Regions from separate parts of the Homo sapiens genome. Here all the other regions are linked to region 3. Evidence: read pairs that join two places in POLR2A ChIA-PET (ENCODE). Cell type or tissue: Caco-2. All regions are shown on one strand. Links, peaks and the distances in the headings refer to the core of each region. The heading gives the core; the rest is flanking DNA.

Region 1 (10,083 bases), core at 1,063-9,062, 200 kb before region 3:
GCAGTTGTAATTATTATACTTAAGAGTTAATTATTGGCCGGGCATGGTGACTCACGCCTGTAGTCCCAGCACTTTGGGAGGCCAAGGCGGACGGATCACCTGAGGTCAGGAGTTCAAGACGAGCCTGGTCAACATGGTGAAACCCTGTCTCTACTAAAAATGCAAAAATTAGCTGGGCGTGGTGGTGGGCGCCTATAATCCCATCTACTTGGGAGACTGAGGCAGGAGAATCACTTGAACCCGGGAGTCGGAGGTTGCAGTGAGCCGAGATCATGCCATTGCCCTCCAGCCTGGGCGACAAAAGCAGGACTCCATCTCAAATAACAATAATAATAATAATAATAATGATTTCACCTAAGAGAAAGAGAATACAGAGTAAAGGAGAAGTCCTTGTCTTCCAAATCTCTCTCTGGATGGGACTTTGAGAAAACTACCCTTTTTAAAAAATTTTTTTGAGACAGTCTCTCACTCTGTCTCCCAGGCTGGAGTGCAGTGGTGCAGTCTCGGCTCACTACAACCTCTGTCTCCTGGGTTCAAGCGATTCTCCTGACTCAGCCTCCCAAGTAGCTAGGATTACAGGTGCATGCCACCATGCCAGGCTAATTTTTGTAATTGTAGTAGAGACTGGGTTTTACCATGGCTGGTTTTGAACTCCTGACCTCAGGTGATCCACCAGCCTCGGCCTCCCAAAGTGCTGAAAATACAGGCATGAGCCACCGCCCCTGGCTTTTTCTTTTTCTTTTTCTTTTTTTTTTTGTAAATTAAGTAAACTGTGTCGTTGGAGGTGGGGGAGTGTTTGAGTTCCTAAGCTGCTGGGTATGTCCACTTTTGTCTTAGGCTAATGGTTTTTAAGTAGTGTCTTTAGAGAAGAGGGAGAGGCTCCTCAGGGCCACCTTATGTGCTGTCCTTGGAAAATGCTTTCCTTTCTGGTACACAGTCATGACCCTGCAAGAGAGTTGGCATAAGGTTAAGGCAGTGTGGTGTTCCCAGAGCACAGGCTTTGGAGCCAGATGGCCGTGTTTGTCATGGCTTTAAACCCTTTGGAGCTCTGGTTTCCTTATCTGTGAAAAAGGTTACTAAATGATGATTAGGCAGAAAAAAGTTATAATCATGATTCATACAAGTATGAAATGGAAATAAGTCCGATTTTCTGTAATTCCTTAATGAGGGAACTGGTAAAATATTTCAAGCAGTTCAACCCGGGAGGCAGAGGTTGCAGTGAGCCGAGATTGTGCCGTTGTGCTCCAGCCTGGGCAACAGAGACTCTGTCTCAAAAAAAAAAAAAGAAAAAAAAAGATATTCCAAACTTTAGTCTTTTTACCATTAGTTTTGTAATTCTCCCCACATTATTTACTTTTAAACTATTTTAAAAGTGTACATTTCAGTGGAATAAAGTTCATTCACGTTGTTGTACAGCTATCACCACTATCCATTTTCAGAATTTTTTCATCACCACAAACAGAAACCTGTACTCATTAAACACTACCTCCTCATTCCTCCCTTCTCTCAGCCTCTGGTCACCTCTATTCTACTTTCTGTTCCTATGAATTTGCTTATAACATTTGTTATTTTGTATCTGGCTTATTTTACTTAGCATATTGTTCTCAAGGTTCATCCATCTTGCAGCATTATCAGTATTTCATTCCTTACTAAGACTGCATAATATTTGTGTGTGTGTTCTGTTTATCCATTCATCTATTAGTGGACGTTTGGGTTGTTTCCATCTTTCGGCTGTTGTAAATAATGCTGCTCTAGGCCAGGTGCGGTGGCTCACGCCTGTAATCCCAGCACTTTGGGAGACCAAGGCGGGTGGATCAGTTGAGGTCAGGAGTTCGAGACCAGCCTGGCCAGTATGATGAAACCCTGTCTCTACTAAAAATACAAAAATTAAGCCGGGCGCGGTGGCTCACGCCTGTAATCCTAGCACTTTGGGAGGCCGAGGCGGGTGGATCACGAGGTCAGGAGATCAAGACCATCCCGGCTAACATGGTGAAACCCCATCTCTACTAAAAAAAAAAAATACAAAAAATTAGCCGGGTGTGGTGGCGGGCGCCTGTAGTCCCAGCTACTCGTGAGGCTGAGGCAGGAGAATGGCGTGAACCAGAGAGGCGGAGCTTGCATTGAGTGCGATCGCGCCACTGCACTCCAGCCTGGGCGACAGAGCGAGACTCTGCCTCAAAAAAAAAAAAAAAAAAATACAAAAATTAGCCTGCATGGTGCTGCGTGCCTGTAATCCCAGCTACTTGGGAGGCTGAGGCGGGAGAATTGCTTGAACCCGGGAGATAGACGTTGCAGTGAGCTGAGATCGTGCCATTGCACTCCAGCCTGGTCAACAGAGTGCAACTCCAGCTCAAAATAATAATAATAATAATAATAATAATAATAATAATAATAATAAGCCGGGCGTGGTGACTCACGCCTGTAAACCTACCACTTTGGGAGGCCGATGCGGGTGGATTGGCTGAGCTCAGGAGTTCCAGACCAGCCTGGGCAACATGGTGAAACTCTGTCTCTACTAAAATACAAAAAAATTAGCTGGGCGTGGCGGTATGCGCCTGTAGTCCCAGCTACTCGGGAGGCTGAGGCAGGAGAATCGCTTGAACCAGGGAGGCGGAGGTTGCAGTGATCTGAGATCACCCCGCTGCACTCCAGCCTGGGTGACAGAGCAAGACTCTGTCTCCAAACAAACAAACAAACAAAAAATAATAATGCTACTCTGAACATTGAGGTACAAGTACAGGTTGAGTGTCTCTGATCTGGTTGTGCTTGGAACCAGAAGTGTTTCAGATTTTGGATTTTTTTTTGGATTTTGGAATATTTGCATATACATAATGAGATATCTTGGGGATGGGACCCCAGCCTATACAAGAAATGCATTTATGTTTCATACGTCCCTGATACACATAGCCTGACGGTAGTTTTGTACAATATTTTATTCATTTTGTGCATGAAACACAGTTTTGACTGTGATCCAGCAGATGAGGTCAGATGTGAAGTTTTCTACTTGTGGTGTCATGTTAGCACTCAAAAAGTTTCGGATTTTGGATTAGGAATCCTTTTTTTTTCTTTTTAGCTGGGACTACAGGCTCATGCCACCACGCCTGTCTAATTTTTGTTTTGTTGTTTTGTTTGTTTGTTTTGTTTTTCGAGACGGAATCTTGCTCTGTCGCCTAGGCTGGAGTGCAGTGGCGTGATCTCCGCTCACTGCAAGCTCCGCCTCCCTGGTTCACGCCCCATTCTCCTGCCTCAGCTTCCCAAGTAGCTGGGACTACAGGCGCCCGCCACCACACCCGGCTAATTTTTTGTATTTTTTTTTTCAGTAGAGATGGGTTTTCACCGTGTTAGCCAGGATGGTCTTGATCTCCTGACCTTGTGATCTGCCCGCCTCGGCCTCCCAAAGTGCTGGAATTACAGGCGTGAGCCACCGTGCCCAGCCTAATTTTTGTATTTTTAATAGAGACGGGGTTTCATTATGTTGGCCAGGCTGGTGTCTAACCCCTGACTTCAAGTGATCCGCCCGCCTCGGCTTCCCAAAGTGTTGGAATTACAGATGTGAGCCACTGCGCCCGGCCTAATTTTTGTATTTTTAATAGAGACGGGGTTTTATCATGTTGGCCAGGCTGGTCTCTAACCCCGACCTCAAGTGATCCGCCCGCCTCAGCCTCCCAAGGTGCTGTGATTACAGGCCTGAGCCACCACGCCTGGCCCTGGATTAGGAATCTTCAATCTGTATTAGTATAGCTGTTTGAGTTCCTGCCTTCAATTCTTTTGGATGTATATCTTCATTACTTTTTTTTTTTTTTTTTGAGACACGGTCTTGCTCTGTCACCCAGGTGGAGTGCAGTGGTGTAATCCTGGCTCACTGCAGCCTCTGCCTCCCAGGCTCGAGCAATCCTACCTCAGCCTCCCAAGTGGCTGGGACTACAGGCATGCACCACCAGGCTAAGTTTTTAACATTTTTTGTAGAGATGCAGTCTCACTATGTTGCCCAGGTTGGTCTCAAATTCCTGGGTTGAAGTGATTCTCCTGCCTTCCAAAGTGCGGGATTACAGATGTGAGCCATCACATCTAGCCACATTACTACTCTTGTTTGGGTTTTTTGTGTTGTGAGTTGTGTTTTTTTGTTTTGTTTTGTTTTTTCTTGTTTATTTCTTTCATTCTTTTTAAAGATGAGACTTTGGGAGGCTGAGGCGGGCGGATCACCTGAGGTCAGGAGTTTGAGACCAGCCTGGCAAACGTGGTAAAACCCTGTCTATACTGAAAAATAAATACAAGCCTGGGCACGGTGACTCACACCTGTAATCCCAGCACTTTGGGAGGCCGAGGAGGGTATATCCCCTAGGTCAGGAGTTTGAGACCAGCCTGGACAACATGGTGAAACCCCATCTCTACTAATAATACAAAAATTAACCAGGCATGGTGGCGCACGCCTGTAATCCCAGCTACTCAGGAGGCTGAGGCAGAAGAATGGCTTGAACCAAGGAGGCAGGGGTTGTGGTGAGCTGAGATCGCGCCATTGCACTCCAGCCTGGGCGACAAGAGTGAAACTCTGTCTCAAAAAAAACAAAAACAAAAATTAGCCGGGTGTGGTGGTGTGTGCCTGTAATCCCAGCTACTTGGGAGCCTGAGGTGGGAGAATCTCTTGAACCCGGGACGGCAGAGGTTGCAGTGAGCCGAGATCATGCCACTGCCCTCCAGCCTGGGTGACAGAGCGAAACTCCGTCTCAAAAAATACAAACAAACAAACAAAAAAAGATGAGGTCTCACTATGTTGTGCAGACTGGTCTCCAACTTCTGGGCTCAAGTGATCCTCCTACCCAGTCTCCTGAGTAGCTGGGACTACAGGTTTGTGCTGCTCTGCCCACCTTGTTTATTTAAGAAACTTTTTTATTGGTGTTTCTTGCATTTTTTTTTCTTTTTTTAAGCCAGAGTCTCGCCCTGTTGCCCAGGCTGGAGTGCAGTGGTGCGATCTTGGCGTACTGCAACCTCTGCCTCCCAGGTTCAAGTGATTCTCGTGCCTCAGCCGTCCAAATAGTTGGGATTACAGGCATGCGCCACCACGCCCAGCTAATTTTTGTATTTTTAGTAGCGACGGGGTTCACCATGTTGGCCAGGCTGGTCTCAAACTCCTGGCCTCAAGTGATCCACCCAGCTCAGCTTCTCAAAGTGCTGGGATTATAGGAGTGAGCCACCATGCCTGGCTGATGTTTCTTGGATATTTTTAATGAAATAAACGTTATTAAGAAACACCTGTTCTAGTTCCAAATAAAGGATTTTCAGTATTTTTATTGGTTTAATACATTTCTTTAGTGATAATAACTTGATCATGTTAAATATTCGTATTAAATAACATGATATGAATTTCTTTGTTAGGTTTTCTCTTATGTTCTTTCGAAGGATTTAAATTTCTCAAGTAGGTCCTAGGTATTTTCTCTCTCTCAATGCTATTCTAAGGAGATCTATGTTGGGTATATGAAGCGTTGCTGTACTGTAGACGTTAATTTTGTCAGTAGGGGGCGCATTGTTACCAGTGTCTGAGCTTGCTCCTTTGATGGAATCCTTAGCTTCTGGAAGGAAAAGACCCTTGTAACTTTCCTACTGATTCTGGGCATAGGTTTACCCCTAAGCTGCTGAGACAGAAAGCCTCGGAATATTTTTCCAACCAGACCTTGTTTTGCTTACGTGTACCTCCCTCATGATTTAATTCCTCAGCAAGAAGACAGTTTCGTGGTGGGCACAGCCGAGGGAACAGTCTTCCATTTTCAGCTGGTCCCTGTGACATCTAACAGCAGTGAGAAGCAGTGGGTGCGGACAAAACCGTTCCAGCATCACACTCATGACGTGCGCACTGTGGCCCACAGCCCAACAGCGCTGATATCTGGAGGTGGGTTCCCCCTCTGGTGAGGCTGCTGCTTTACCCTGCCCAGTTCTGGCTGTTCTCGTGAGGATGACTTCTAATTCTGTACACCTTCTCCCCTGCTTTCCCAGGCACTGACACCCACTTAGTCTTTCGTCCTCTCATGGAGAAGGTGGAAGTAAAGAATTACGATGCCGCTCTCCGAAAAATCACCTTTCCCCACGTAAGTGTCCATTCCAAGCCCCTGCTAACCCCTCATCTCCCCATCCCTGTGTCCCCCTGTCCCACAAGCTCTGAACACAGCTCACGCTCGGCAAATTTGTAGGACTTTTTTTTTTTTTTTGAGACAGAGTTTGCTCTTGTTGCCCAGGCTGGAGTGCAATGGCGCGATCTCGGCTCACCACAACCTCCACCTCCCGGGTTCAAGCGATTCTCCTGCCTCAGCCTCCCGAGTAGCTGGGATTACAGGCATGCGCCACCGCGCTCAGCTAATTTTATATCTTTAGTAGAGACTGGGTTTTTCCATGTTGGTCAGGCTGATCTCGGAACTCCCAACCTCAGGTGATCTGCCCGCCTCAGCCTCCCAAAGTGCTGGTATTACAAGTGTGAGCCACCACGCTCAGCTTTGTGGTCCTTTTTTTTTCTTTTTTTTTTTTTTTGAGACTGAGTCTCTCTCTGTCGCCCAGGCTGGAGTGCAGTGGTGCGACTCCACTCACTGCAAGCTCCGCCTCCCAGGTTCATGCCATTCTCCTGCCTCAGCCTTCCGAGTGGCTGGGACTACAGGTGCCCACCACCACGCCCGGCTAATTTTTTTATTTTTAGTAGAGGTGGGGTTTCACTGTGTTAACCAGGATGGTCTTGATCTCCTGACTTCGTGATACGCCCGCCTCGGCCTCCCAAAGTGCTGGGCTTACAGGCGTGAGCCACTGTGCCCAGCCCCTGCCTTTTTTTTTTTTTTAACCATCTGGGACATGGAGATATTGTAGGACTTTCTGTAGCTACCTTCTTCATTCCTTCTGTTTTTGAGGCAAGCCACTGCAAAGACATTTATGGGGGCAGGAGATATGCAGCAGCACACCTAGTTCAGTTTCTGGGGAAATTTTTCCCTTTTCCAAATAGTTGTGGGTTATGGGAATTTTGTTAGTTTGTCTTTCAGGGTAGGCTCTATTCTGGGTGGGAGCGGGAAAACCCAGGCTTCCAGTGTTCTAGGTAAATGGTACCATCTTCCCAAGCTAGAAAACTTGCTCCCCACACCTGCTGCCCCATTCATTCAAGCAGTAAACCTCATTGAGTCTACTCATCAGTATCTTTATACATATGTTATAGATATAGATAGATAGATAGATAGATCAACAGCTCTATTGAGGCATACTTGATATATTAAAAATCATACATATTTAATGCATATGGTTTGATGAGGTTGAACATAGTCCTCATAATCTCTTGAATCGAGTCATTCATTTCTCTTTGTCTACGCTGGCATCATCCTAGTTTGGATCAGTGTCTTTTCTCATCTGGGTTCCTTTACAGTAGCTTCTTAATCATGTCCTTTTATTTGCATTTGTGTCATTCTAGCCTATTCTTCATTGATCTTATTTTATTTTATTTGTTTTTGTTTTTTTGAGACAAGGTCTTGCTCCGTCACCCAGGCTGCACTGCAGTGGTGTAATCTTGGCTCACTGTAACCTCTGCTTCTTGAGCTCAAGCAGTCCTCCCACATCAGCCTCCCGAGTTGCTGGAGCTGCAGGCATGCGCCACCAGGCTCAGCTAATTTCTGTTTTTCTTTTTTTTTTTTTTTTTTTTTTGAGACAGAGCTTTGCTCTTGTTGCCCAGGCTGGAGTGTAGTAGTGAAATCTCGGCTCACTGCAACCTCAGTCTCCTGGGTTCAAGCGATTCTCCTGCCTCAGCCTCCCTAGTAGCTGGGATTACAGGCACCCGCCACCACGCCTAGGTAATTTTTTTTGTATTTTTAGTAGAGACAGGGTTTCACCATGTTGGCCAGGCTGGTCTTGAACTCCTGACCTCAGGTGATCCACCTGCCTTGGCCTCCCAAAGTGCTGGGATTACAGGCATGAGCCACTGTGCCCGGCCTCGGCTAATTTTTTTATTTTTTATTTTTTTTAATAGAGGCAAGATCTCACTATCTTGCCCAGGCCAGTCTCAAACTCCTGGTCTCAAGCAATCCTCGCACCTCAGCCTCTCGATTGCTGGCATTACAGGCATGAGCCACTGCTCCAGGCCCATTGATCTGTTTTAAAGCACCTTTGTTCATCACTCCATGCTTCAAAGCCTCTGGTTATCCCTGTTGGCTTCAGCATAAAGACAGTTTCCTTAGTGTGTCTTATAGAACCTGTCTCCATCCAGGCCTGGCCCTTCAGCTTCTTTTTGCACCTCTCGTGCTTGTAGCACCCCCACCCAGGCTAGCCATTCTCAAGGTCTTTTTGTTCCCTCAAATACTCTTACCTTTGAGCTATGTCACATGCCATCACCCTCCTCAGAATGTTCTGCCCTGCCTCCTTCGCCTGACTGGTCTTTCCCAGTGAACCTCATCTGGGCTTCTGTATTTACCACCACACAGCTAGGTTAGATGTCCTGTCTCCTTATTTTTCAGTACATACTGTGTTTAGCCGTGTTAAAATTCTTGGCACACTGAAGTCTAATTGCTGATTTAATTCTGTGTCACCCCTTTAGAAGCATGTTGAGAGCAGTAGCTATGTTTTAATTCATCATCGTCTTCATAGATCTCAGGGCAGTGCCTGGCATATGGGAGTACTTAGGAAATATTTATCAAGGAAATGGATTTCAGCAGTAAAAAATGTGCTAAGGTGGTGCTACTGTATCTGGTACTAAGGCAGTAGATGACCCTGACTTATTTTTTTAACTTCTTGATTCTTGGATATAGCGATGTCTCATCTCCTGTTCTAAAAAGAGGCAGCTTCTCCTCTTCCAGTTTGCTCATCACTTAGAACTTTGGCGACTGGGATCCACAGTTGCAACAGGTAAGATGGGAGCACGTTTTTTTCAATAAGAAAACTGGAGAGAGAAGCCAGAAATCAGAATTGCGGTTGGAATTCTGCTTATAGAAAAACTGAAGTAGACTTTTGTGTCCATTTTAACTAATGGTTTTCCCACCCATTAGATAAAGCAAATAAGCTGTTTAGAGTATTAGAATCTTTAGCAGGATATTGGATCATCTCTTAAAAGTTTATGGCTCTAGGTGGTGCGCTGCAGGGTGTAGTCAAGGTAAGGGTTGAAGAATCGTAGTTTGCGCTAGCTTAACTGAGGTGAAAACAGGCTGTTGAAAAACAACAAGATTTAATGATGGGTAATGATAATCCTGTAGAAAAAGAAGATCACATGGATCTTATTGGAGTGACAGCCTAGTGGCCTTTTTGACTTATTAAGGAAATGTTTGAGTCCTCTCATTTGCAGTGGATTAAAATCGAGGCCACACAAACTCCACCTGTGTCCCTGGCTATGGACTAGAGCTTCAGGGAATTAGTGATGTATCAGAGGATAGAAGCAAAAGAAGTACTCACTGCTTTCTCTTCATATACCCCTCAAAAATTGTGAGCTTACTCAGTGAGCTTGTATTTTTCTGATTTCCCACTGATAGAGATTCCATTTTTCCAAGGAGTAACTTTTTAGAAGAAAAATGTACAAATACTCTTTCTTTCATAAGAAAAATCTCAGGGAAGTTTCTTGTTTCAGGCAAGAATGGGGATACTCTTCCACTCTCTAAAAATGCAGATCATTTACTGCACCTAAAGACAAAGGTAAGGAAGTTTGTTTAGGCTCTGAATTCTAGAGCCTGAATTCTAGGCTCATAATTCCCATTCTGAATTTTGAGGTTACTTAGTTTGCATCATAAATTGTATAAATTCTAAAACTATTTGAATGAAGGACTGTGTCACCAGGACTGGGTTTCCTGTGATTATAAGTAGGACGTTGAGGATTTATTAGATGGATGTATACAGGAAATAGGTTTCTCTTCTTTTGATATTATTATGAAAATAATGTGCTTTTATTTATTTATTTATTTATTTATTTATTTATTTATTTTTGAGACGGAGTTTCACTCTTGTTGCCCAAGCTGGAGTGCAATGGCACCACCTCAGCTCACCGAAACCTCCGCCTCCTGGGTTCAAGCGATTCTCCTGCTTTAGCCCCCCAAGTAGCTGGGATTACATGCATGCGCCACCACGCCCGGCTAATTTTTTGTATTT
Region 2 (10,083 bases), core at 745-8,744, 150 kb before region 3:
TTGCTTAGGTACAGGTGAGCTTGTTGGAGCTTTTAAAAAATGCTTGACATGTCAAGTGAATAATAAATTATTTTCAGTATTTTATTGGTATTTTGAACATCACATTTCTATGAATTTCAAGCAAGTTTGTAACTGCATTGAGATCATATTTTTATAGGTAGAACAACAAAAGTATATAGAGCTCAACAAAAGTATATAGAGCTCAGGGGCAGCTTTTGAAGTCAGAGACGGAGAAAAATCTTTGTTTATCAAAATAGACGTATATGATTTATTTTTAATTTTTAAAAAGTATCTATTTGTTGTTATTATTTTTTTTTAGAGACAGGGTTTCACTCTGTTGCCCAGGTTGGAGTACAATGGCATGATCATTGCTTACTGCAGCCCTGAACTCTTGGGCTCAGGTGATCCTCTTGCCTTAACCTCTGGAGTAGTTGGGATTACAGGCATGAACTAATTACTGTTCCTGGTTTGCATTTTTTTTTTTTTTTAGTAAGAATTATTTTGGTTGCAGAAACCCAAAACCAACTAATTTAAGCAGAAGTGGAATGTATTGCCTTATGTAACTCCTGAGACCGGGGGTGGATCTAGGTTTAGGTTCAGTGGGATCCAAAGGCTCAAATTATCTTGGCTGCAACATCTCCTGCTGTGGAGGGTCTAATTCTGTATAGTCAGCTAAGATGGTGCCTGCAGCTCTAGGAACATATTGCCTTAACTTAATAACTAACCCCTGTAAGAAAAACTGGAGGGTTCTTTTACCACTCACATTATCAGTTTGGAGATAGGAAGGACTCCAATAGTTCTGCTTTGCCAGTTCCTCGGACCTATCACTATTACCAAAATGATGGAGACTGCAATCTAGACCTGTGTCACGTGCCCATCCCTTGTGTATTGAGGTTGGCAGCCTCACCAGACTATAAAATCTGGAGTGGGGTGGTTGCTAGGTTAACTTATGTACACTATAACAGGCTATAGGGCTTAAAATAATTTTGGCCGGGCATGTTGGCTCACACCTGTAATCCCAGCACTTTGGGAGGTCCAGGTGGAATCACTTCAGCCTAGTAGTTCAAGACCAGCCTGCACAACATGGCGAGACCCTGTCTCTACAAAACATGTAAAAAATTAGCCAGGTGAGGTGGCGAGTGCCTGTGGTCCCAGCTACTTGGGAGGCTGAGGTGGGAGGATCACTTGAGCTCGGGAGATTGAGGCTGCAGTGAGCCATGTTTGAGCCACTATACTCCAGCTTGGGCAATGGAGCAAGACCCTGTCTCAAAAAGAGAAAAAACAAAAGTGGCTAAGTTGTACATTTTTAAAAACAAAAGGAATCAAAATAGATAATAATGACACTTATGGAGAGCTTACTCTGCTAAGCTCTTTATGATCACAACTTTGTTTTTCTTTTCTTTTTCTTTTTTTTTTTTTTTTGAGATGGGGTTTGGCCCTGTCACCCAGGCTGGAGTGTAGTGGTGTGATCTCGGCTCACTGCAACCTCTGCCTCCTGGGTTCAAGCGATTCTCCTGCCTCAGCCTCCTGAGTAGCTGGGATTACAGACACGCGCTACCATGCCCGGCTAATTTTTGTATTTTTAGTAGAGATGGAGTTTCACCATATTGGTCAGGCTGGTCTCGAACTCCTGACCTTGTGATCTGCCCACCTTGGCCTCCCAAAGTCCTGGGATTACAGGCGTGAGCCACCGCACCTGGCCACAACTTATTCTTTTAACAGCCCTGTGAGTCAGGTGGCATCATCCCCATATAAAATATAAATAAATTGAGTCCTGGAAGATTAAACAGTCAGTGCAAGGTTATAGAATTTGTAGGTGATAGAGGCAAGATTAGTTACTCAGATTTATCAAACTACACAGCCTTTGATATTAACCATTATAATAGACTGCCTCTCTGGTGGATCAGTTTGGGTTAAGAAGCTAGCAAGTCTAAAGACAGGATTTATTGTTATGATTGGCTTAATTTTCAGGAAAATTGTGCTTTGGATTCTGTGTTGTTGCATCTATCTGGAGGTTATCCAGTTAATGTCTCTCAGTCTTTTCCTCATTTTTTTTTTTCATGCTGGACCTAAAGCTGTATGTAATTAATCAACTCATATTGAATAACTACACTCTGTTAGACACTCTGAGAGAAATAGAATATGTAAGCCCCAAAGATTTTACTTTTAAGAAGTACCCAAAATGGGTTTGTAAATACTAATAAACTGCACATAAGTGAATCCAAAGTATTTCATACATTATAAGTGGTAGACAAATGCTGAGAGAACTTGGAATAAGTGAGCAAGTAGTAGGAATGTATTTTGGGTCAAGTGAGAGAAGGGTGGGACATGGAATAGGTGTGGGTGGTGGGAAGGATGGAGGGCATGTTTAGAGGGGAAAGGCATGTCTAGAGAGCAAAGACTGGAACAAGCAGTGATGTTCAAACTTCAGCAAACAGATTTGATGAAATAGCCCATTTTCAAGGCTCTGTACCCCTTTTTAAAAATAGTTTAAATATTTTATTAGTAATATAACTGACTTCTGAAATATCTTGTAATAATTGTATTCATTATCTGCAAACTGTTTTGTAATGTAAAAATTAATTTTTCTTTTGTAATTATTCTAGCCAAACTTTTTTGTTACTGCTTTTACTTTTGATATATTACTATGTTATTTTACTTTTGGAAAACACCAGTTTTAACAAAGTAGCATTCTCCAAAGTATATTCATCTTTACAAGTAAATCTTTGCCCAAATGAAACAAAATCTGTTTTACTGAACACTAAATGTCTTTGATTTGCCTCATTTTGCTGTAATTGTTGGCCAGTAAAAGTATTTACATTGTTAGCTCTGTTTTCATTGCAGTAAGGGATGGCAACATTTTAGAAAACCACTAGTAGTGTAGATAATTTTTTTGAGTACTATGGATTCTGTATTGTCTCTTCAAAGATTATTAATTACATTCTAGGATAAAAATACATATTTTTTACAATGAACACAAAGTAATTGAAAAAATTAAACTGGCTCTGGGCAAATACAAATTCTGCTAAAAACAGCAATGAAAGACTAAAGTGAATTCTGGAAACCATTCTTCACCAGAGATGTTTTGATATTGATCTCTGTTGTCCTTTACAATGTAACAGAGTTGATTTTTTTTTTTTTTTTTTTTGGGGGGTAGGGGAACAGAGCCTCGCTCTGTCGCCTAGGCTGGAGTGCAGTGGCAATCTCAGCTCACTGCAACCTCCACCTCGCGGGTTCAAGCGATTCTCCTGCCTCAGCCTCCTGAGTAGCTGGGACTACAGTCCTACACCACCACGCCCAGCTAGTTTTTTGTACTTTTGGTAAGACAGGGTTTCGCCATGTCGCCCAGGCTGGTCTTGAACTCTTGAGCTCAGGCAATCCACCAGCCTCGGCCTCCCAAAGTGCTGGGATTACAGATGTGAGTCCTCATGCCTGGCCTATTTTTCACATGTGTATTTTTGACAAGAGAAATGTCTTCATTGCACGTTCTGCCTCTGCTTCTCTTTAAGGAGTTTGTGTGTGGTTGGTAGGAAGATGTAGTCCATTCTTATTCCTCTACCACTTACATGTTTCCTCCCATTATTCTCTTTATTTCTCATATCCTCTCCTACTTCTTCTGTGCTTGGGTCTGAAAAGAAATCTTTGAGATTGTTAAGACATCTCCAAACATCTGGATGTAGTTACAAAAATTACCTGATTTTTCTTGGGAAAAAATACAGCAAAACATTTCGGATGGCTGTTAACTTTGTGTGACCTTGGCAAAAAATAATTTCAGCATTATAAGCAGTATGTTTCTTACCTATTAAAAATAAGATCCCTTCCAGCTCATATTTTACAATTCTAAATATGAAATAGAGAATGAAGAGTTAATATGAACTGACTGTACGCAAATGCATGGATTGTCAGAGATTTAGAATATAATAATGTTTTTTTTTTTTTTTTTTTGAGACAGTTTCACTCTTGTTGCTCGGGCTGGAGTGCAATGGCACGATCTCGGCTCACTGCAACCTCTGCCTCCCAGGCTCAAGTGATTCTCCTGCCTCAGCCTCCCGAGTAGCTGGGATTACAGGCGCACGCCACCATGTCCAGCTAATTTTGTATTTTTAGTAGAGATGGGTTTCTCCGTGTTGGTTAGGTAGGTCTTGAACTCCTGACTTCAGGTGATTCACCCGCCTTAGCCTGCCAAAGTGCTGGGATTACAGGCGTGAGCCACCACGCCTGGCCTATAATAATGATTTTTAACACTAAAAATATTTTAGCTATAATTGAATCTTAGTTTGATGATTCAGATGGAACCTCAAGATTTACAATACCTTATTGTGAGCTTCATTTGTTGTGCTAAAGATGTGAAGTGCCAGATAAAATATTTTATGTTGTAGATTTGCAGATAAATCGGCTTTTGCTCTTCCACCTTTCATTTTAACTAGCAGCTAATCGCCTTCAAATCTACACAGGCAGCATTAATTAAAGCGATGTTGGCCTGGCGCAGTGGCTCACGCCTGTAGTCCCAGCTAGTTGGGAGGTTGAGGTGGGAGGATCACTTGAGCCTGGGAGGTGGACGCTTTGGTGAGCCATGATTGCACCACTGCACTCCAGGTCTGGACAACAGAGTGAAACACTGCCTCAAAAAAAAAAAAAAAAGGCGATCTTTTTCTCTTAAGCGCAGATGAATCACTTAGCAAAGAGAGAAATATTGAGCAATCTAGATTGCAGTTAATTTTGTCACTGATTATTGTGTACCTTGAGGTGTCTTCATTTGTTCTTTAGTGAATGGGCAAGACTCTCATAATGAAGATTTGCAATCTTAATGAAAATTGAAAAAAAAGGCCAAAGTTTAAGACTTAGATGCCAAATAATTCCTTCCACTTTTTAGTGTGAAAAATCAGGAGAAAGGGGGACTTTTAAAAAATGTTTTATTTTAGATCCATGCTATTACTGGGAAGACAGAGACTTTTTTTTTTTGAGACAGAATCTCCCTCTGTCGCCCAGGCTGGAGTGCAGTGGCACGATCTCAGCTCACCGCAACCTCCATCTCCCGGGTTCAAGCGATTCTCCTGCCGCAGCCTCTTGAGTAGCTAGGACTACAGATGCGTGCCACCACACCCAGCTAATTTTTTGTATTTTTAGTAGAGATGGGGTTTCACCGTGTTAGCCAGGATGGTCTCAATCTCCTGACCTCGTGATCCGCCTGCCTCGGCCTCCCAAAGGAGGGGGACATTTTTAACATAAATATACTTATTTGTGTTGGCCATTGTTGTCAAGCACATTTGCTTACAGTGAGTTTAGGAATTTAGATATTAGGCGTATTTTGACAAAATGGGGAATCAATTTCTTTTACAGAAATGTAATACCTATTTCTTAGCATCAGCACGCTAGTATGAAATTATTTTTCTGTCAGGCATTCTACTCCTCCAGACTGTACCATCCTTCCACTAGAAGGGTGGAATACACATCAGATTACAGGTATGAATGCTTTTGGAATATGCTTTATTTTTCAGGCCCATGGGTTGAAATACAAGAAAAACAACACATTCGTGATACATCAAATTTAGGATATAACTGCTAGAGCAGGAGGAAGATAAATGGCGTCAAGGAGAGGTTCATGGGGGTTTTTTGTTAGTGAAACTGAGAATGTTAACAGTGATAAAATTGAGTACATGAGTTTTCATTATATTGTACTATGTTTTGTTTCGTTTATTTATTTTATTTTTGTTTTGTTTTTAAATAGAGATGGGGGTCTTGCTACAATGTCCAGGCTGGTCTTGAACTCCTAAGCTCAAGTCATCCTCCAGCCTTGGCTTCCCAAATTTCTGGGATTACAGGTGTGAGCCACCGAGTCTGGCCCTGTGATCCATCTTGAAGTAATGTTTGTATATTGACTCTATTTTTGTTTGCTTTTACTTTACCCTCACCTGACTGATAAAGTTGAGAGATCCTCATTATTTTCTTCTTGTGGGGTAATGGCAGAAGACTGCTCTGTAACTTTTACCAAACACTTTACCGAGTTGCTGCAGCCAATTCGTTTATATGTCACTGAAAACTCAGACAAATCGAGTCATTTCTCTGCTTTTTAAAATAATTACTCCTCATCACACTTTCAGGGCCTCCAGGGGCCTGGTTTGAAAGCAGAACATTCAGGAAAGCCATAGGAAAACAGCATCCTGGCTTAAAAGTTACCACCTGAAATAATAAATATTACATGTGAACAGATGCTTATTTAATGGATTTTGATGGCTTCTTTACCTTTTATTTAAGCACCTTGTATATTGCTAGCATTGAAATAGTATTAATGTCACTGAACTAGAAGGACTCCTCATTAACACCAATAAATGGGAGAGAATGCACTAAGCCAAAAAGTTGCCATCTTATAACTTGTAAAACTCTCTTAAATGTAGATCTGTATTTAAAGCAGCAGGCCAACTTATTTATGTGATGTTGATGTGGTGCTGAATAGGAAAAAACATAGCAAAATGGAAAGGATTAGGGAGGCGGGGACATAAAATCCTTTAATACTGCTTAGTAAGGTATTTTATCCATTTGAAGAAATCTAAAATTCTTTATGAAAGAGATGTGTGTTTAAAATTGAGGGTGGGTAACGTTGCTAAATCATTGGGTGTTAGCCAGGTTTGGATACAGTGTACAGCTGAAAGGAATGTTAATTTTGTTAGATTATTGTCAACAATACTTCTCAGAAAACAAAACAAAAAGCCCAGAGCAAACCAAAAAACCAAAAATGTTTGAGAAATTATTCTCAGATTGTCAGAAAAAAGAGTTTGAATAGTTATTTTAGATTTCGTATTTGGAGGGTAATAATTTTGAGTTTGGTTAAAACATGAGAATTCAATAGTATTATTATTATTTTTTTTGAGTGCCTCTAAAATTGTTAATTGTCCTCTTCTTCTGTGCTTCATACCTGGATGGAAAATTGCTTCAGGATATCAGTCTGCATGTCTGGAGAAACGAATGCTGCTTAGTTTAGGAGCAGACCAGTGAAGCAACACAAGCTGATAGGGCCCTGACTCATTCTCCTTGTTTACACCTGATGTTTAGCTCATCTGCACCTATAATTTCAGCCATTACCTGAGTGTCTGTGATGTTTAGCTGTACCTTTTTGTCCCCAGCCTTTCAGTTATCCCTTCACATTTAACCGTGACTGAGGCAAACTTCTTTGCAGTCACTTACTGTTTAATGAAGGGGCTAGAGTTTCTGGCCCTGTCTCCTCTGTTCTCTGACTTGGAGGCTTTCTCATTGTTCATGTGCTTCCTAACTTTCATCTTAAGGCTTATAAAGAAAACAAGGAGTAACTCCTCACATGTCCCTAGTTAGTAGGCATTACTTTGAACAAACATACATTCTTAGTTTATAATGGAAAATAGTATGGTAGTTACTATTCATACTAAATGTAGGCTGTGAACTTTATGAACTGTTAGAATTTTTTTTTTTCTTTTTTGAGATAGGGTTTCACTCTGTTACCCAGGCTGGAATGCAGTGGCATGATCATATCTTACTGCAGCCTCCATCTCCCAGGCTCAGGTGATCCTCCCACCTCAGCCTCCTGAGTAGCTGGGATTACAGACACACACTACCACATTCAGTAATTTTTTTTTTATTTTTTATTTTTTTGAGACGACGTCTCGCTCTGTCTCCCAGGCTGGAGTGCAGTGGCATGATCTTGGTTCACTGCAACCTCTGCCTCCCGGGTTCAAGCAATTCTCGTGCTTCAGCCTCCCAGGTAGCTGAGACTACAGGCATGTGCCACCACGCCTGGCTAATTTTTGTATTTTTAGTAGAGATGGGGTTTCGCCATGTTGGCCAGGCTGGTCTCGACCTCCTGGCCTCAAGTGATCTGCCCGCCTCAGCCTCCCAAAGTATTGGGATTATAGGCGTGACCCAGCACGCCTGGCCACATCTGATAAATTTTGTATTTTTTGTAGATACAGGGTTTTGCCATGTTTCCCAGGCTCATCTTGAACTCCTGGCCTTAACTGATCCTCCTACCTTAGCCTCCCAAAGTTCTAGGATTAAAGGTGTGAGCCACTGTGCACAGCCTGTTTTCTTTTTTTTTGAGACAGAGTCTCGCTCTTGTTGCCCAGGCTAGAGCTCAGGGGCGCGATCTCAGCTCACTGCAACCTCCATCTCCCGGATTCAAGCAATTCTCCTGCCTCAGCCTCCTAGTAGCTGGGATTACAGGCGCCCACCACCACGCCTGGCTAATTTTTGTACTTTTAGTAGAAATGGGGTTTTGCCGTGTTGGCTAGGCTGGTCTCGAACTCCTGACCTCAGGTGATCTGCCCACCTCAGCCTCCCAAAGTGCTGGGATTACAGGCGTGAGCCACTGCGCCCAGCGTTTTTGTTATTGTTGTTTTGTTTTGTTTATTTTAAGAGACAGGGTCTCACTCTGTCTCCTGGGCTGGAGTGCACTGGCATGATTATAGCTCACTGTAACTAGTTTTGACCTCCTGACCTTAAGCAATCCTCCTGCCTTAGCCTCTCGAGTAGCTGGAATTAGTGGTACATGTCACCATGCCTGGCTAATTTTTTAATTGTTTTGCAGAGACAGGATATTGCTCTGTTGCCCAGGCTTGCCTTGAATTTCTGGCCTCAAGTGATCCTCCTACCTAAGCCTCCCAAAGTGCTGGGATTACAGACTGAGCCACTGTGTGTGGTTCTGGAATTTTTACAGATAGTATTAACCTTTGGATTTTTGCCTTTCTTTTCCATTTAAAACAGTTTCCATAAACCCTCCCTTTCCCTTTTTTATTGCAGTGGGAATCCATTGCTTGTTTATTAATAATAATAATAATTCTTATTTTTGAGGCGGAGTTTCACTCTTCTTGCCCAGGCTGGAGTGCAATGGCACGATCTCAGCTCACTGCAACCTCCGCCTCCCAGGTTCAAGCGTTCTCCTGCCTCAGCCTCCCAATTATTATTATTATTTCTGAGATGGAGTATTGCTCTGTCGCCCAGGCTGGAGCGTAGTGGCGCGATCCCGGCTTACTGCAACCTCCACCTCCCAGGTTCAAGCAATTCTCCTGCCTCAGCCTCCCAAGGAGCTGGAATTACAGGCACCCGCCACCACGCCTGGCTAATTTTTGTATTTTTAGTGGAGCCGGAGTTTCACCATGTTGGCCAGGCTGGTCTCGAACTTCTGACCTCAAGCGATCCACCAGCCTCAGTTTCCCAAATGCTGGGATTACAGGCGTGAGCTACTGTGCCTGGCCAGAATCTATTATTTATTGAGAACTTCCTCTTAATATTGTCTGATCAGCTAAAGACTGGTGAGTACTCTTCTTCACTTGTAGTATGAGGAAGCAGAAGTGAACAGCACTGCTGCTCAGCTGCAGTTGCTTCCATAGGCTTGCTAGAAGCACCAGAAGTCTCCCACTGGGCACCAGAATCTTTGGGTTGTGTGCCATCAGGTCTTATTCCATATATGGAATATTATTGCTCCTCAAAAGAAAAACATGTTGAGACAGTAGTTATTAAGAAGTCAGGCTTTGCCACAATCCCTTTTAAATACAGTACCTCAGGCCTTTCCCAACATGAATTTTAAATTCTTTCAGAATCACAAATTTTTCACAAGGACAGATGATTCATTAATTTTGCTTTGTGGAAAGAAAAGATCTCAAGTTAATTTCCACAACCTAAATGAATTGACTGTGGAGTTTAAGCTCTGGGAAAACTAAAACATACTAAGAACATTGAGTTTTAAATGGAAGCAAGATATTTTCAGTTGATCTGCCAGTGTATGGAAATCTGCAGCATTTGCCCCTTCAGTACCATCTATCCCAATTGCATAGTCTGTGGCCTACATGAGTATTTTTCCACTCCAGTTTGCCACATCTTTCTTGGCATCAAATTACTTTTCTACTTAAATGAAATTGCTAGTTTAACCACTGGTGAATGCACTCATGGAAGTGAAAATGAAAACTATTTATTCAAGAGTTTCAGTAATGTTACTGCTGTGTGCATTGCATATGACCATAGTATTTTTATACTGATGATCTTTGTTTCCCTAATGTTATATTTTAAGTTGGCTGTGTATGCAGAGTAGAACTCCTTAGCAAACAAGAGTCCTCATAC
Region 3 (10,083 bases), core at 2,028-10,027:
TAATCATTAGGGAAATGCAACTCAAAACCACAAGATAACATTTCACACCCACTAGGATGACTGTAACAAAAAATAAGTGTTGATGAGGAAGTAGAGAAATTAGAACCTTCATACACTGCTAGCAAGAGTTTAAAATGGTTTAGCCACTGTGGTAAACAGTCTCCAGTAATTCCACTTTCAGGTATACACAGATGAAAACATGCTAACACAAAAACTTGCATGCAAATGTCCATAGCCACGTTATGATAGCCAAGAGGTGGAAAAACCTAAATATCCATCATGTCCATTAACTGATGAATGGATAAATAAAATGTGTATCCATAAAAGAGAGTATTATTCAGCCATAAAAAGAAAAGTACTGATACATGCTACAACATGGATGAACGTTGAGAACATGCTAAATTAAAGAAGCCAGTCTTGGCTGGGCGCGGTGGCTCATACCTGTAATCCCAGCACTTTGGGAGGCCGAGGCGGGCCAATCACCTGAGGTCAGGAATTTGAGACCAGCTTGGCCAACATGGTGAAACCCTGTCTCTACTAAAAATGCAAAAATTAGCCGGGCATGGTGAGAGGTGCCTGTAATCCCAGCTACTTGGGAGGAGGAGAATCACTTGAACCCTGGAGGCAGAGGTTGCAGTGAGCTGAGGTTGCGCCATTGCACTCCAGCCTGGACAACGAGCAAAACTCCGTCTCAAAAAATAATAAAAATAAGCCAGTCACAAAATCCCATGTACTGTGTGATTCCATTTAAATAAAGTGTATAGAGGCCAGCCACAGTGGCTCAAAGTGCTGATTAATCTCGGCACAGTAGCTCATAATGCTGAGTAATCTCAGCTCAGTGGCTCAAAGTGCTGAATCTGAGCACTTTGGCAAGCCGAGGTGGGAGGATTGCTTGAGCGCAGGAGGTTGAGGCTGCAGTGAGCTGTGATCAAGCCACTGCACACTGCAGCCTGGACAAGAGTGAGACCCTGTCTCAAAAATTAAGTATAGAATAGGTAAATCTATAGAGACAGTAGAACAGTGATAGGCAGGCCTGGGGTAATAGAATGGAGAATGACTAATGGGGAGTGGGATTTTGAGGGTGGGGTGGGTGATAAACTTCCAGAATTAGATGCTGATAGTTGCACAGCCTTGTGAATATACTAAAAAACCACTGACTTACACACTTTTAGATGGTGTACGGTGTATGAATTATATCTCAATTTAAAGAAAAACAGGCAATGGGCCAGATTTGGCCTGTCAGCCATACATAGTTTGCCAACCCTTGGTATAAAACGAAGATGGAATTTCAAGAGCTTCAAGTCGTAATTTATTTTGAGACGGTGTCTTGCTGTATCCCAGACTGGAGTGTAGTGGCGTGATCTCGGCTTACTGCAACCTCTGCCTCCCAGGGTTCAAGCGATTCTCCTGCCTCAGCCTTCCGAGTAGCTGGGATTACAGGTGCGCACCACCACGCCCAGCTAATTTTTGTATTTTTAGTAGAGACAGGGTTTCACCATGTTGGAAAGGCTGGTTTCGAACTCCTGACCTCAGGTGATCCACCCACCTCGGCCTCCCAAAGTGCTGGGATTACAGGCGTGAGCCACCGTGCCCAGCCAAGTCATAATTTATGAAGAAATTCACATCCCCTTGCCTGTTTGGTTTCTACCTAAATGAAGTCATCTTCCCTCTGAAGTTAAAAATCAGTTTCCACAGATGTTTCTCTTCCACAAAACACTTCCTTACCTCAATTGCATCCAGAGTATCATTCAGTTGTTTTCTTTCCTTCTGTTTGTGATCAGTCTCAGGCCCCTCATAGAAGACCCCAAAGTTGAGGTACACTTGCACAGAACCGAAGTGATTATGCTGATTACTTAGACAAAGCTGATAAAAACCTGTAGGAATTCTTAGATCATTACCAAGTCTTTGGTCTCCTCCCCTTTGTTAAGGATTCCCTGGAGGTATCTGTCCTCTAGTTTTGGAATTCTACTACAGGACCTTCTTTTTACTTAGAAAGTACAAAGATCCCGTTTTTGACATGGAAGACACGGACCTTATGTTAAACTTATACTAAATATTACTTATTATATTTGGCCAAATTTTAGTAACTCGTTCTTTCCATACTGGGTAGTGGCAAACAATGTTTTCTCTTTAACATATAATTCCCACATCTTGTATTAAGGAACTCCTGCTCAACAGATTGAGTTGAAGTTAAGAGCATGGTGTTTGCCTGGTCCTTGTATACAATTAAAGCTAGGGACACCATCTTGAACTTGAAATTAGGAAAGACAAAAAAAAAAAATAGATGCATAGTGCATGAAAGCAGCTCTCCTGGAGTGATTGCCTCCAAGGCGGTGTGTACAGTGACTCATGGTTTGGTTATATCTGTTGGGGCTGGGGTTGCCTCCCTTTGTGTGTGCGGGGGGGAGGGGGGCGCGGGGTGGGGAGCGGGTGGGAAGGAGCAAGGTGGAGAGGACCGGTAGAAGATGGGTGGGGTGGGATTAGAAAGGTGTGGCAGTGTTTGAAAGTCAAAATGATTGGAAGGCACTACTGGCATGTAGGGGCCAAAGATGTTCAAGATCTTTTTTTTTTTTAGACGAGTCTCGCTCTGTTGCCCAGACCGGAGTGCAATGGCGCGCTCTCGGCCCACTGCAGTCTCTGCCTCCAGGTTCAAGCAATTCTCTTGCCTCAGCCTCCCAGGTAGCTGGGATTACAGGCGCCTGCCACCACACCCAGCTAATTTTTGTATTTTTAGTAGAGACGGGGTTTCACCATATTGGTCAGGCTGGTCGCAAACTCCTGACCTCAGGTGATCCGCCCACCTTGGCCTCCCAAAGTGCTGAGATTACAGGTGTGAGCCACCACGCCCAGCCTGTTCAAGATCTTTTAACACTGATACACATGCTGTGCTTCATAGTGAAGGACTGTCTGATGCCCCTGTTGAGAAAATGTCTTTTTTAGTGCAGCTGGCTATTAAAGAGGGCAGTTAAGACACTGCTGCTCTCCAAAGTGGGACAGGCTTGACCTGGCTGGAGGAGTGCTTTGCTGTGGAGTGTGGATATCTCACATGGATATCATGCATTTTCTTTTGTTCTGAATCTGCTTTTAGTAACTGACTCAAATATTCTGATGACTGGAAAGACATGCTTCCCTGTAATCCATTTGTTAATTGGAATTCTGTATTATAAATGGGTCTCTGTTTTTTGGTCACTTTCCCAGAATCTGATTAACTGGAGATGATGAGATAAAATTGAGCGGCTGAACCCTAGACTTAGAATGCTCACCTGGAGTGTTGCCCCCAAATCGTCAGTAGACTGCCACTTGGCATCCTTGGAGGTCAGCAGCCTCCAGGAACACTGGTTTTTGGTGTTAAAGGCTGAATTTTTTTCCTACTGTTAAAACATCTCTGTATACTTCCTCATTATTTCTGTAATTTCATAGGACCCTATGATTATTATAATAGCCATGGTAATGAAAACAGACCTGTCTCTTGGGTAGAGAAGTTAATCTGGCCCCGAACACCCTGGGAGGTGTCTATGAGAAATCCCTGTGGGTTATGTGCCGTGGCAGCAACATGCCGGTCATGTGACATCCCCACTGTCCGCTGAACCTGCCAAGACACATTAAATAGGTAGCAGAACCCCTGCTACATCACGAGGAAGCCAGCTGAGTGGTAAGATTGACGTCCCACGGTCATCAGCACAGCGGTCTCTGTCTGGGGTGGGACTGCCCAACCCCCTGCTGGGGTTTGGAGTTGATTGGAGGATTCTGAGGTATCACAGTGATGGTGTTAAGGGGAGGCAGCACAGCATTGCTGAACGTCTGCAATGTAAGAAACAGTACAGCAGGACAAAGAACTGCCCAGAATGCCAACAGCACCCGTGTGAAGAAGACATGCCTTGCTCGGAACACACAGCTAGTGTGGATCCACTAAAATGTATGATTCTGGGCCGGGCGCGGTGGCTCACGCCTGTAATCCCAGCACTTTGGGAGGCCGAGGTGGGCAGATTACAAGGTCAGGAGTTCGAGACCAGCCTGGCTAACATGGTGAAACCCTGTCTCTACTTAAAAAATACAAAAATTAGCCTGGCATGGTGGCGTGCGCCTATAATCCCAGCTACTTTGGAGGCTGAGGCAGGAGAATTGCTTGAACCCGGGAGGCAGGGATTGCAGTGACTCGAGATCATGCCACTGCACTCCAGCCTGAGCGACAGAGCAACACTCTGTCAAAAAAAAAAAAAAAAAAGTACGATTCTGGCTGTAGAATTTTTTATTTTTTTTGAGACGGAGTCTTGCTCTGTCACCCAGGCTGGAGTGCAGTGATCTTGGCTCACTGCAACCTCCACCTCCCAGGTTCAAGCGATTCTCCTGCCTCAGCCACCCAAGTAGCTGGGATTACAGGCACATGCCACCAAGCCCGGCTAATTTTTGTATTTTTAGTAGAGATGCGTTTTCACCATATTGGCCAAGGTGGTCTCGAACTCCTGACCTCAGGTGATCCGCCTGCCTCAGCCTCCCAAAGTGCTGGGATGACAGATGTGAGCCACCGCACCCGGCCTGGCTGTAGAGTTCTTGAATGAACTTGCTTGGTGGTTGAGCTCCCCAATGATGTCCCAGATTTGGGCATTTGCTGCTTGGCAGTGCACACCTACAACAAGCACTCCATGGACACTTGCTCCCAAGCTAGATCTTGATTAGGCCAGGCCACAGTGAGCTTAGTAGTGGCTGCTGTTCTAATAGAAATTCAGAGGTAAGAAAAGTCTCTGATAAGTTTATTTAAAATAAATGTTGTTACAGTGGAGTAAGATCAACAAAGTCTATTACTATGTAAACAAAAATTAGAAAGTTAACCGATTTCTAAGATAAAGAACAAAGGAAATGAACAGCCTCTAACTTTCATACTGAGTTCACCATCCTTGGACAGCATGATATAAGACCATAGTATGGGTAAAAGTACTTGACCTTTGAATAAGTAACTTGAAAACACTTACCGTCCTAAAAAAAAAAAATAGGATTAACTGGCCGAATACAAAAAACTTGACCTAGTGAATCTCTGACTTGCCAGAATTGCTCCTAAAGGCAGCAGAACCTTTACTCCCCCACCCCATAAGCTGAAGCAGCCTTCTTTGAAATCTCTGGATCAGTCTCCAAAGCACCATTATCCAATTTTGTTTTAATATATTAAAAATGTATTCTCTCCCCTCTCATCCCCAAATCCGAGTACATGTAATGATTACCTCTTCAGGGAGAGGCACCCCGTCTGCCCCATGGCTTTGAGCATGGCCCCTGATGTAAGAAGCCAAACCATATGTTTTAGCTCCTGTTGGTGATTATTCACCCAGCTGGAGTTTCCCTCTAACTGCAGGTCCATTTCATTAACAGGTGGGGAATCACAGCATAATAAAGACAACCAGACCTTGTTTTGGCCTAAAACCTGACCCACTTTATGAGTAAAGGAGAAAAAAAAAAGCCCCCCAGTATGGCCAGTCACCCACATACCTCGTAACTGAAATAGAAGTATCCAGTCTGGTGGGCAAATTGCCAAAAGCATTCCGTGCCTCCTGGAGGTATCATGATGGCAAAGTCATATCGATCAGCTCCACGGAAGAGTGGCTGGTCCCCAGAGCCACTTAGAGGTTCTGTCTTCTGGCTCCTGGCAGACGTCACTAGATTCAGAACGACCAGCCCAGCCCCAAAGAGCAAAGGGGACATGCCGCTTTCTGGAGCCTCCTCTGCAGGTGAACTGCTCGCAGCCCAGGGAAATCAAGTCGTTCAGACAACCGCTGGGCTAATGATTAACTCCACAAGTCACATTACGGCCCATTTCAGGGCCACACATAGATATTCATCATAGAACTGCCATGATACTCCCATGTTTGGCTCGCAGGAGGAAATTTTGCTTTCACCTCAAAAACTCAGTGGCTTACCAAACCTACTTCATGGGTGCTACATAGAATCTACCACCTCAGAAGAGGTCTTTCCACCCTTCATTAGGGCTGTCATTTTTTAGTTCCTGCTTCTTGGGGATATAATAGTGGGTAAGTTTACAACTTCTGAATACACTGACAAAAAGTTGGCTGGGGGGATTGTTCTCTTACATCAAATTGCTCCTATAAACACATGGGGCAACACTTCTCTCTCCCCAATGCTGCAGCTCAGAGCAAATCACAGCATGTGTGTGCAAAGATGTAAATGGATGAATACAGTGCCAGAGGATGGTGCTTAGACCCCTCCACTGACAGTCCTCGTCCTGATGCCTTTCACCTAACGGTCACCTAAAGCTATCCAAACCCACTGAAAGACAATTATATTATCCAAAGCCTCAATCTTTTTTTTTTTTTTTTTTTTTTTTTCTGAGATGGAGCGTAGCTTTGTCACCCAGGCTGGAGTGCAGTGGCACGATCTCTGCTCGCTGCAACCTCCACCTCCCCGGTTCAAGCGATTCTCCTGCCTCAGCCTCCTGAGTAGCTGGAATTACAGGTGCCTGCCACCATGCCCGGCTAATTTTTGAATTTTTAGTAGAGACAGGGTTTTACTATGTTGGCCAGGCTGGTCTCGAACTCCTGACCTCAAGTAATCCACCCGCCTCGGCCTCCCAGAATGCTGGGATTACAGGCATGAGCCACCACGCCCAGCCTTGATCTTTCTTTTATTCAGGACTTCTTCAGCACCCATGGGGGAAAAAACTATCCAGAACCCACTTAAAGACAATTATATTATTCACATCCTTAATCTTTATTCTTTTATTCATGATTTCAACACCCACCTCCTTCATGGCAGGCACTGAGCTAAGATTTACCTGCATCTTATTTTATTCTCACAATAGCCCTGCAAGGGAGGTATTGTGAGCTCTGGCATTAGAGATGAGGACACAGACATTCAGAGATTCCAGTGGTGGCTCACGCTCCCACAAGCACACCTGGCAGAGCTGGGTCCCCGGTGGGGGCTCATGCTCTTAACCACCAGGCAGGACAGTGTTTCTCATTCTCAAGCTGTCAGTCTCTGAGTTCTGACACTGCCTAACCATTTTTCAGTCCTAATCTTTTTTTTTTTTTTTTTTTTTTGCTTCCTTGAGATGGTATCACTCTGTCTTCCAGGCTGGAGTGCAGTGGCACAAACATAGCTCACTGCAGCCTCACCCCCTTGGGCTCAAACGATCCTCCCACCTCAGCCTCCCAAGTAGCTGGACCCACAGGAGTGCACCACCACACCTGGCTGATTTTTGTATTGTTTGTAGAGATGAGGTTTTGCCATGTTGCCTAGGCTGGTCTCAAACTCCTGGGCTCAAGTGATCCCCATGCTTTGGCCTCCTGAAGTGCTAGGATTACAGGTGTGAGCCACCGTGCCTAGCCTTAGTCATAATCTTAAAAAACAAAAAACAAAACAGCATTAACACCTTCCAGCAATTATTTGCATTGACTCAAAGTGTCACAAGCTAAGTAGGCAGAAAACAGACTCTATACATGGGGTTCAGTTCTAGCAAAGGCCAAATGACAGCACAGCACTCTGGGAGCACAGTGGCTCTATGGCAGTCTTGCTCAAGTGACAGAAGAGTCTGGGAACTTCTATCAGCACACGTGGCACAGGCATCCCCCACCCGAGTCCCACCACCGTCGCAGTCCTAGCACTGGTCATGCCATAAGCAGTGACTTGGTTTCGGCGAAACAATCGTCAGTTCATAGTAAGTTTTATAGTTCTACAGAAGCTGTAAGCATAGTTTTATCTTTGCACACATTTCAATAACTATAATAAAAACAACACTGAATTATGTGAAAAAATATTAATGAACATAGGCATTCTCAAGTTTAAGAAACACTGATGCCGGGTGTGGTGGCTCACGCCTGTAATCCCAGCACTTTGGGAGGCTGAGGTGGGCGGATCACGAGGTCAGGAGATCGAGACCATCCTGGCTAACACGGTGAAACCCCATCTCTACGAAAAATACAAAAAATTAGCCAGGTGTGGTGGCGGGTGCCTGTAGTCCCAGCTACTCAGGAGGCTGAGGCAGGAGAATGGTGTGAACCCAGAGGCAGAGCTTGCAGTGAGCTGAGATAGCACCACTGCACTCCAGCCTGGGTGACAGAGTGAGACTCCATTTCATAAATAAATAAATAAATAAATAAATAAATAAATAAATAAATAAAAAGAAACACTGATTAGGATATTTTGTTTCCCTAAATGCATCAGTTTCACTCCTCTACCTGGAGAGCACCATTGACTCACATGAGAGTTAAGGGGAGAAAAGCTTCTGGATTCTAATCCGGTTCAGAGGGAGACCAAACCAGCTGCAGGCAGAAGGCGGCTAGCCTGAAAGGAGCTCAAGTTCTCAACTTCTCCCTGTGGTTTCAGTTGGGGTTGGTTGATAGAAGAACAATAGGTACTAAACCCCAAAATGCAGTTAATAGGTAATAAAGCTGTATGAAGTTTCCAACTTGTAACTAATGGATGAATTTTTTTTTTTTTTGAGATGGAGTCTCACTCTATCACCCAGGCTGGAGTGCAGTGGTGCGATCTCGGTTTATTGCAACCGCCACCTCCCCGGTTCAAGCGATTCTCCTGCCTCAGCCTTCCGAGTAGCTGGGACTACAGGCGCCTGCCACCATGCCTGGCTAATTTTGTATTTTTCAAAATTTTTAATTTTAAACTTTTTTTTTTTTTTTTTGAGAAGGAGTTTTGCTCTTTTTGCCCAGGCTGGAGTGCAATGGCACCATCTCCGCTCATCACAACCTCCGCCTCCCAAGTTCAAGCAATTCTCCTGCCTCAGCCTCCCGAGAGGTCGGGATTACAGGCGCCTGCCACCATGGCTGGCTAAGTTTTTGTATTTTTAGTAGAGATGGGGTTTCACCATGTTGGCCAGGCTGGTCTTGAACTCCTGACCTCAGGTGATCCTACCCTTCTTGGCCTCGCAAAGTGCTGGGATTACAGGGGTGAGCCATGGCTCCCAGCCAGTTTTGTTTTGTTTTGAGATAGAGTCTCGCTTTGTTGCCCAGGCTGGAGTGCAGTGGCATGATCTTGGCTCGTTGCAACCTCCATCTCCCGAGTTCAAGCGATTCTTGTGCCTCAGCCTCCTGAATAGCTGGGATTACAGGCACCCGCCACCACGCCCAGCTAATTTTTGTATTTTTAGTACATAGGGTTTTACTATGTTGGCCGCGCTGGTCTCGAACTCCTGACCTCAAGTGATCCTCCTGCCTCGGCCTCCCAGAGTGCTGGGATTACAGGCATTAGCCACCATGCCTGGCCTAATGGATGAATTTTAAAACTTTAGCATTTCTTTAAGCCTTGCCTTTCACTCACTCAGAAGTGAGAAAGGGGGAATTCTTTTGTCCCCAGAAATGATATATGAGGAAACTGAAAGGTTAAGAGGAAACTTCCATATCATCTGTTTGACATAGCTTCCAAGGATTAAAACATTCAATAAAGTCTGACATCAGCTTCTTGATCAAAATAGTTCAGCAAAGTTTAACATTTTGCTACCTCCCTCTGTGGATACATGCTGTGCTGCAATTAAACAGCTACTTACAGTTGAGAGAAGCAAGACTTTAATGAAGAATGCTACAAGTATGGACAATAATTAGTTCTCACCTTTTAAAAAAAGATTACAGAAAACACTTTACTGAAATTTTTTGCTAAAAAGACAGTCTTTAAGGGTGTCCGGGAGAGACAGCAAGCACAACACAGTACAAAAGGAGAAGGGAATGTTGAATTCCAGTGCAAGACACGAACACAGCACAATTAGGGAATCAGGAGGAAGCAACCATTTCACAAAGAATGAAATTAGGCATTTATATTCAATCGGATTTTTTTTAAGCTTTAAAAGTCCAGCATAAGGAAGGGAATTGGGAAAAGAGGCAGGGGACAGGGGGCAGGGGATCAGGGAACTAATCTTATCTACAATCACCATTTTACCAAAAAACACACTGGTTCAACCACATGAGAAGTGGAGGATTAACCTGCCTACATAGCCCAGCAGATGTTGACAGCAAATGCCAAGGCAGACAGGTCTAGGGTTGATGTCACGACTGGCTAAAGAGTTTTTAAAGGGAATCTTATTCCACAAGGACTGGTCTGTCATCAACCTGGGTTCATAACAGACTAAGTTCC

What was found. Peaks named below come from ENCODE experiments on the same cell type or tissue, not always from the same donor. Only the 100,000 strongest peaks of a DNase experiment are listed, where the experiment ranks them.
Region 1: POLR2A ChIA-PET joins it to region 3 with 5 read pairs; 2 of 35 experiments call an interaction of 5 or more read pairs at or near these places.
Region 2: POLR2A ChIA-PET joins it to region 3 with 5 read pairs; 6 of 35 experiments call an interaction of 5 or more read pairs at or near these places.

What each region holds. Positions count from the first base shown.
Region 1 is chr16:69,144,825-69,154,907 of GRCh38, forward strand. It overlaps UTP4 (UTP4 small subunit processome component), which reads left to right. Exons shown (of 17, transcript NM_032830.3): 7 at 5,713-5,884; 8 at 5,989-6,080; 9 at 8,760-8,856; 10 at 9,569-9,633. Among named protein-coding and RNA genes, the nearest start is that of UTP4, 17 kb to the left of the region's middle. In Caco-2, for the core only: a CTCF peak has its summit at 5,505 (motif pointing right); a DNase peak (open chromatin) is centred at 5,517.
Region 2 is chr16:69,194,971-69,205,053 of GRCh38, forward strand. The region is part of intron 1 of SNTB2 (syntrophin beta 2); the gene reads left to right. Among named protein-coding and RNA genes, the nearest start is that of SNTB2, 13 kb to the left of the region's middle. In Caco-2, for the core only: no CTCF peak of the experiment used is centred there; a DNase peak (open chromatin) is centred at 4,546.
Region 3 is chr16:69,346,063-69,356,145 of GRCh38, forward strand. TMED6 (transmembrane p24 trafficking protein 6) reads right to left here and starts at 5,724. Exons shown (of 4, transcript NM_144676.4): 1 at 5,479-5,724; 2 at 3,463-3,589; 3 at 1,726-1,874. The coding sequence starts at 5,691. TERF2 (telomeric repeat binding factor 2) reads right to left here. Exons shown (of 10, transcript NM_005652.5): 10 at 9,505-10,083. In Caco-2, for the core only: no CTCF peak of the experiment used is centred there; a DNase peak (open chromatin) is centred at 5,729; H3K4me3 peaks cover 236 bases.